Linked DNA regions of Homo sapiens: region 1 is linked to region 2. The links are chromatin contacts, found by Hi-C or POLR2A ChIA-PET in ENCODE. All regions are on one chromosome and are shown on one strand. Each heading gives the region's core, a stretch centred on a gene start or an enhancer-like site at or near the end of the contact. The rest is flanking DNA. Distances are from core to core; before and after follow the strand shown. Region 1 has its middle 23 kb from the start of AP4E1. Region 2 holds the start of SLC27A2 (solute carrier family 27 member 2).

Region 1 (4,011 bases), core at 777-3,276, 700 kb after region 2:
ACATATTTCTCATAACGTATCCCTGTCTTTAAGTGATACATGACTGTACTTGACTCCTGAACTTTTTGGGGAGGCAGGAGTGTATGTGTGTGGGGAGGTGCACATGCTTCAGCGGTGGGGTTGGTGGGAGGATGCACCTGTCTAGTGGGCAGGCTAGTCCAAGAAGGTTGCAAAAAGGGCTGAGCATGCTCAGTTCCTTCCTCAGTGGTTCAGTCAGATGAGTCACTCCTTCCTTGGGGAGAACTGAGAGGGGAAATAGCAGGAAGCTAAATGCTGTCTTCACAATTCTTCTGAAGTGGAAGTTTCTATTTTATGGACCTGGGAGAGGGAGAAAATGGCTTCCCCAACAACACTGCTCTTAGCAGTACAGATGGTCCCCAACTTAAAATTTTTCGACTCTACCAGGTGCAAAGTGATATGCATTCAGTAGAAACCATACCTTGAGCACCCATACAACCATTTTGTTTTACTTTCAGTACAGTATTCAATAAATTGCATGAGATATTCAACGCCTTAATATAAAATAACTCTAGGCTAACATAAGTGATCTGAGACTTTTAAGGTAGGCTAGTCTATGATGTTCAGTAGGCTAGGTGTATTAAATACATTTTCCGCTTATGATATTTTCAACTTATGATGAGTTTTTTGGGATGTAACCCTACTGTAAATCAAGGAGCATCATCTGTATGTAACACCTTGCTCTTAGCAGTATAGAAGGACTACTGATGCAATTAATTCTGTCATATGATCTACGTAGTTTTTGAAGTTTTGATTCTCGTTAGTATATTAGTACAGGGCTGGGCGCGGTGGAGTATAGCCTCAGGCTTCAACAGTACTATCACTTCTTTGGAATGTTATTTAGTTTCTTTTTAACTTGATTCATTTTTGATCCCTTGGTCAGTTCCCATAATGCTCTGGATCAGGGCCTGCTTGAATATTAAATTCCCATTGTTTCCTTCTGGGAAGGTCTCTGCTTATCCAATCTGGAGCCTATCTTTCTTCCTTGTCCTGGATCTGGTAGACTATTGAGAAAAGTCCTTACAAAGATTTCCTGGGAACTGGATTTTTAAAATGAGTGCATGTGGGAAAATACTCTCCAAGTGCAAAGGGGACTCTGTTTTTACCTCTACTTATATTTCCAGCTCCTCGGGGAAAATAAAAGTATTACAGGTCAAATCTCTTTACAAGTAGCTCAACTTGACTGTCTAAATATGTGGTATGGAGTAGAGTTTTATTTCATGGATTACTGCTTGCACTAGGTTAGACATAAACTGGGCTGTGGAGAACTTTTGGTTAAATAGAGATTTTCATTGCAAAGGTATTTGTTGTAGAGGAATTTACCCAGTAAACAGATATCTTCCAGCTAATGTTTTTACCAGGCTGATTCAGACCGGGTAGCAGGAGCGGGAAAACACTGTGGACACAGTCTGCTGGCTAGCGGTCAAGGCAGAGGCAAGTCTGGCACAGGCAAAAGTCTGTGTGAAATGTGGACCTGAGTCATGAAAGGAGGGGAAGAAACTAGTATGTGTCATTCTGAAAAAGCTCTTCTTAGGGCTCTTTGGGCTGTAACCACTGCCTCTCTCCATAGAGAGTCACAGGGCCTCACTTGGCTCTTCCTGCTGCATTTTCAGACTTAAAAGGAAGCCACCGGCCGGGCGTGGTGGCTCATGCCTGTAATCCCAGCACTTTGGGAGGCCGAAGCGGGCGGATCACGAGGTCAGGAGATCGAGACCATCCTGGCCAACACAGTGAAACCGCATCTCTACTAAAAATACAAAAATTAGCCGGGCATGGTGGCGCATGCTTGTAATCCCAGCTACTTGGGAGGTGGAGGCAGGAGAATCCCTTGAACCAGGGAGTTGGAGGTTGCAGTGAGCCGAGATTGCGCCACAGCACTCTAGCCTGGCGACAGAGTGAGACTCCGTCTCAAAAAAAAAAAAAAAAAAAGGAATCCACCTTCAGGCAAATTCCCTCCGCCTCTCAAGAAAGATAATAAAACAAAATGGAGAGTCCTCGTCTCTAAAAAACCTGGGTCAGGTTTTGAATGAACGCAGTACCGTGACCCAGCATTAGGGGCTAGGAACGTCCACAGTCACGACTGAGGCTTGCTGCTCTGGCGCCCCCTTGGGCATGAGAGTGGAACTGTATACAAAGTTGCCTAAATCCCCACTGCTGCAGTCCCCAGAACACCACCCAGTGTCTCTTTTTCTAGGCCTTTCTCAGCCTGGAGAGTTTCCTAACTTTTTGCCATTCCCAAGGTTTTTCTCTGACCACCACCAAACCCTTCTCAATCTACTAATTTTTCTAAACAAATTATTTTATCTTTCTAATTCTGCATGCATCTCTAGTCACTAAGCCCCAGAAAGATCCTGTAGCAAGCTGTCAATCAATAATAAATTAGCATTTCTGAAATTCATGAGACTTTTTCTTAGTTTTATTGAAATATATTTTATGTACCATAAGACTTCACCCATTATAAGTGTACAGTGAATAATTTTTAGTAAATTGATAGCTTTGTGCAACCACTGTCACAATCCAGTTTTAGAACATTTCTAACACCCAGAAAATTACTTGTGAGAATGTGCAGTCAAAAAAAAAAGAAACAAAACAAACAAACAAAAAGAGAATTTGCAGTCAATCCTCACTTGTTACCTTCAGTTTCAGACAACTACTGATCTGCTTTCTGTCTCTAAAAATTTTCCTTTCCTGGTCATTTCATATAAATGAAATCATACACTATACAGTTTTTTGTGACTGGCTTCTTTCACTTAGCATAATGTTTTCAAAGTTCACCCATGTTGTAGCATGTGTCAGTACTTCATTCCTTTTTATGGCTGAATAATAGTCCATTGTATATAGATAAACTACATTTTGTTTATTCATTCATCAGTTGATGAACATTTGGGTTGTCTCCAGTTTTTGGCTATTATGAATGATGTTGCTATGAACATTTCTATACAAGTGTTTGCATGAATATATGTTTTCATTTCTCTTGGGTAGATACTTAGTAGAATCGCTGAGTTGTATGGCAAATCTATTTAGCTTTTTAAGAAACTGCCAAACAATTTCACAATGTGGCTGTTCTATTTTATATTCTCATCAGCAATATGTGAAGGTTTTCCCATAACTCCTCCATCACTAGGTATTGTCTGACTTTTTGGTTATAGCTTAGTGGGTGTGTTAATGCTATCTTATTGTGGTTTTGACTTGCACTTCCCTCATGACTAATGATGTTGCGCATTTTATCAAGTGATTATTAGCCATTTACATATCCTCTTTGGTGAAATGTCTATTCAAATGTTTACTTCATTTTAAAATTAGATTATTAGTCTTCTTATTACTAAGTTATGAGTTCTTTGTATATTTTGGATATAAGCCCTTTATCACATACATCAGTTATAAATATTTTCTTTCAGTCTACATCTTTTCAATTTATTATGGATGTCTTTTAAACCCAAAAGTTTTAATTTTGATAAAATCCAATTTGTCAGCTATTTTTGTGAACTGTGCTTTTGATGTCATATTTAAGAACTCTGCCTAGCCCAAGGTCATAAAGATTTTCTCCTGTGTTTTCTTTTTTAATATGAAACTCTATTTTTCTTTTTTTTTTTTTGAGACAGAGTCTCGCTCTGTCGCGCCCAGGCTGGAGTGCAGTGGCACGATCTCAGCTCTCTGCAAGCTCTGCCTCCCAGGGTCACACCATTCTCCTGCCTCAGCCTCCTGAGTAGCTGGGACTACAGGCGCCCGCCACCACACCTGGCTAATTTTTTGTATTTTTAGTAGAGACGGGGTTTCACCATGTTAGCCAGGATGGTCTTGATCTCCTGACCTCATGATCTGCCCACCTTGGCCTCCCAAAGTGCTGGGATTACAGGCGTGACCACTGCGCCTGGCCTCTCCTGTGTTTTCTTTTAGAACTTTTGTAGTTTTACTTCTCACATGTAGGTCTGAGATCCATTTTGAGTTCCATTTTGTATATAATGTGAAGTAAGAGCCTAGGTTCACTTTTTT
Region 2 (3,914 bases), core at 486-2,985:
ACTTGTAACTGAGGTTAAAGTGATCCTCAGAATAAGAGGGGAAAAAGTGGACCCTTGTGGTAATCTAGCACTCTGGGTAGACAGTAGCTGTTCAAGGAAAAGAGAAGAGGGGTGCAGGTGGCTACACAGAAGCGATTAGCCATCAAGGGACGAGGGTGGCATTGGGATGAAAAAGGAAGGGCTGGCTCTGAGCTTCACCATGAAAGAAGTGCACATGAGAATGGTTTCTGTCGGGCCCTCACTTTGGTTAATTCTACTGCTTTCTCCTCAGGGATGATGAAGGCCCCCAGCTCATCCCCAGGGAAATGATGCAACCAGGTAGCTGGATCAGAAATGAAAAAGTCAGGAAAAGGGAAAGGTTGCTTGCGCAGTTACTAGGGATACGAAAAGGAGGCTAAAAAACGGCAGGGGGTGGCCTGGAGGGAATGTGAAACATTTTTGTGTGTTTTACACACACCGAAAAAAAAAGAGGACATGGACAGAAACCTAGAGAATAGGAGGACAGCATAGTATAGTTACTAAGAATAAGCTAAGAGTTGGTTCCCCGGGACCAAACAGATACCATTTCCAAAACCCACGAATTACTTACCGGCTGTCTCAATTCACCTAAGCTTCCCTTTCTTGTCTGTAAATGAGCATGAAAGTGCCACCTGTATAAAATAACTCAGGCTCCCAAAATGTAACATAGGGAAGCTCCTAGCAGCGTGTCTGGGAGGAATAAGCATTATCTGTATTTATCGTATCAAATTAAGATAGAGGAACACAGGAGGACAGTAGAGGATGAAAATAAAACACTACTTAGATCCTGACCCTCCTCAGTGGCAAGTAGTGAGCATTCACTTCGTACAGAAGTAGCACTAAGGCAAATTAAAAGAAAGGTTCACATTTCCTCTAAAAGAAATGGTTTTTGAGTCATGCCAATACCACTTACTCAATGTCCTCTGTACTATACTATTCTCTGACAGAGCCACTTATTAAATGTGTGAACTGTGCTGACAACACTTGACAACTTTCAACATGAGGGAACAGCAGGATCACTTAACAGAACAAAATCGTAAAATAATGTCAAAGCTTGATTTCAGGTGGTGCGGTGTAGCACTGCTCTTCACGAAATCAGGACTCCCCCGACCAGGCAGGGCCGACTAGGTTAGAGTGTCCTGCCCTCACTCACCTGGCAGGGCTTGGGATGAGCTGGACGTGACTGCCACAGGCATTTCTGTTCAACCTTGAAGCCTTCGCTACAGGAGACCGCCTGGCAGTCGGGCTGGGAAGCAAATCTGAGAAACAAAGAGAGACCAGGCGGAAAGCCCTTGGGACCAGGAAGGAGAGATGAGATTCTGGTTTGGCAGTGGCACCTGGTACCCGCTATTAATAAATAATAGGACTGTCTGACATTTATAAGGCACTTTATCGGTAATAACAGTGTCATCTCCATAAGCCATTCTATTAGTGGTAACAAATAATAGCCCCACGCCTGCAATATCTCCTTTAATATTCCCAACGTCCGCTAAGCGCGTCTCATCACCATTTAAAGAAACCGTGGCTCCTAGAGGTAAAGTACTTCGGTCACAACGCGAGGAGGTCCAGACTTGACCCCAGACCTCCAGACTCGAGCTGGGAAGTGGCCGAGGCTCCTGGTGAGCCGCAGGGCAGCCTGCCCAGCCCCGGGAGGACCGCGTGGGAGGGCCGGGAGAGCAGGTGGCTGCCCCCCACAAGGGGGCGGGCTCAGCCGGCCAGTCCTGCCCGGAACCCCCGGCAACGCGCATACGACTACACCTGCTCCGGAGCCCGCGGCGGTACCTGCAGCGGAGGAGCTCTGTCTTCCCCTTCATCTCACGCGAGCCCGGCGTCCCGCCGCGTGCGCCCCGGCGCAGCCCGCCAGTCCGCCCGGAGCCCGCCCAGTCGCCGCGCTGCACGCCCGGGGTGAACCCTCTGCCCTCGCTGGGACAGAGGGCCCCGCAGCCGTCATGCTTTCCGCCATCTACACAGTCCTGGCGGGACTGCTGTTCCTGCCGCTCCTGGTGAACCTCTGCTGCCCATACTTCTTCCAGGACATAGGCTACTTCTTGAAGGTGGCCGCCGTGGGCCGGAGGGTGCGCAGCTACGGGAAGCGGCGGCCGGCGCGCACCATCCTGCGGGCGTTCCTGGAGAAAGCGCGCCAGACGCCACACAAGCCTTTTCTGCTCTTCCGCGACGAGACTCTCACCTACGCGCAGGTGGACCGGCGCAGCAATCAAGTGGCCCGGGCGCTGCACGACCACCTCGGCCTGCGCCAGGGAGACTGCGTGGCGCTCCTTATGGGTAACGAGCCGGCCTACGTGTGGCTGTGGCTGGGGCTGGTGAAGCTGGGCTGTGCCATGGCGTGCCTCAATTACAACATCCGCGCGAAGTCCCTGCTGCACTGCTTCCAGTGCTGCGGGGCGAAGGTGCTGCTGGTGTCGCCAGGTGAGCCCCGAGGATCGCCCTGCCCTGGCACCAGGGCTTCTCGGCGCCTTGACTGACGAGCCACAGCGTGGCATAAGGGGTTCGCAGAGGGAGGTTCAGATCGGAACTGTAGGTATAGAAAAAGGTTGGCAGTGTTTCCTTGAATCGCAAATAATGATCTTTTAGGACCACCTGTTGTGGAAGCTGATAATGTGCTAGGTTCTGTGTTAAGCACTCTACAGGCAGTGTGGTTTTTAATCCTCACAATGGGTAGGCTTTGTTATAGGACTTTTATAGATGAGACCACTGAGGTCCTGAGAGGTGAAGCCTCATGCCCAGCCATCTATCTCCAAATTCCAAGCTCTTAATCAATACTTATAACATCTGCATTAAAATGCAGAGGATCTTGAGTGCGAACTCTAGTGGATCCAGAGGGGCTCTTCTCACCTCTGCTGCTTGACTGGCTGTGTGATCATGGGAAAGTCACTTCTCCTCTCTGTCCCTTGGTTTGCTCCTCTCTAATGAGGCAGGCTTCAATGTTGCTTCCAGCTCTCAACTGCTGTTAGCATCCTGTCCCCTCCCTGCAGAACAAAGGTGACCCCACCTGATCCCCAGGGAGAAGATACTGGGGATCTGCTACAGGACCGTTGTGAGCCCCCACTGCATCTATCACAATAGTGACCCTTTCAGTTCTGTGGTTAGCTCCTGCCACATTTCAGCCAGACTTGAAACAGTAACTTAAGTGATGACAAGGTCAGGAAGTGACAGAGAACCTGTTACTCACAGGGCTGATGGCTTTCCCCTCCCAGAGAGCTTGTCTCTGCACTTGAATAAGGACCAAGGGTTCCTTCTCTCAGTCAGTAAGAAGAGGCCTACACAGGAGTGGGCTGAAAGACCTGGGTGACAGGGTAGGGGTCGAGGGAGCCGAGGAGCCTCAGCTTTCTAGAATGCATTTCTGTGCTAAGCCCTATAGTAGATGCTTTTATTACCCCGGGAGATAACATATCACTATCCCCACCACCACCACCACCATTATACAGTTGAGAAAACTGAGGCTTAAAATTCCAACCTAGCTCTATCCAACTTCGAAGCCATGCTCTTTCCTACATCTTTTTTTTTTTTTTTTTTGACAGTCTCGTTCTGTTGCCCAGGCTGGAGTGCAGTGGCGCTATTTCAGTTCACTGTAACCTCTGCCTCCCAGGCTCAAGCGATCCTCCCAGCTCAGCCTCTCAAGTAGCTGGGACCACAGGCATGCACCACCATGCCCAGCTAATTTTTTGTTATTTTTGGTAGAAACAGGGTTTCACCATGTTGCCCAGGCTGGTCTCAAACTCCTGAGATCAAGCGATCCACCCACCTTGGCCTCGCAAAGTGCTGGGATTACAGGTGTGAGCCACCACACCCAGCCTCTTTCCTACATCTTATTGTTTTCCTCTGCATGGATGTAAACTGTTAAGTGTGCTGGAAGGGATGAAGTGTCCACTTGCTCT

What was found. A loop is a pair of places that touch in the nucleus more often than their neighbours do. ChIA-PET counts read pairs that join two places held with the same protein, here RNA polymerase II (POLR2A). Pooled maps may share reads with other maps.
Region 1: a loop to region 2 is called in a pooled map, with 6 times the contacts of the local background. The contact joins the enhancer-like site here to the promoter of SLC27A2 in region 2. A Hi-C loop is called at or near these places in 1 of 37 single-sample maps with no recorded cell type and 9 of 50 pooled maps. POLR2A ChIA-PET finds 5 or more read pairs at or near these places in 1 of 52 experiments (activated naive CD4-positive, alpha-beta T cell).

Annotation. Positions count from the first base shown.
Region 1 is chr15:50,883,930-50,887,940 of GRCh38, forward strand. No RefSeq gene overlaps it. Among named protein-coding and RNA genes, the nearest start is that of AP4E1, 23 kb to the right of the region's middle. RefSeq lists an enhancer at 338-457. Within about 2 kb of position 2,027, at least 26 of the 41 ENCODE cell types and tissues checked have a DNase peak (open chromatin) inside an H3K27ac peak, as active enhancers do.
Region 2 is chr15:50,180,461-50,184,374 of GRCh38, forward strand. SLC27A2 (solute carrier family 27 member 2) reads left to right here and starts at 1,736. Exons shown (of 10, transcript NM_003645.4): 1 at 1,736-2,445. The coding sequence starts at 1,968. It also overlaps a transcript of ATP8B4 not described here. RefSeq lists silencers at 1,628-1,967, 2,238-2,337.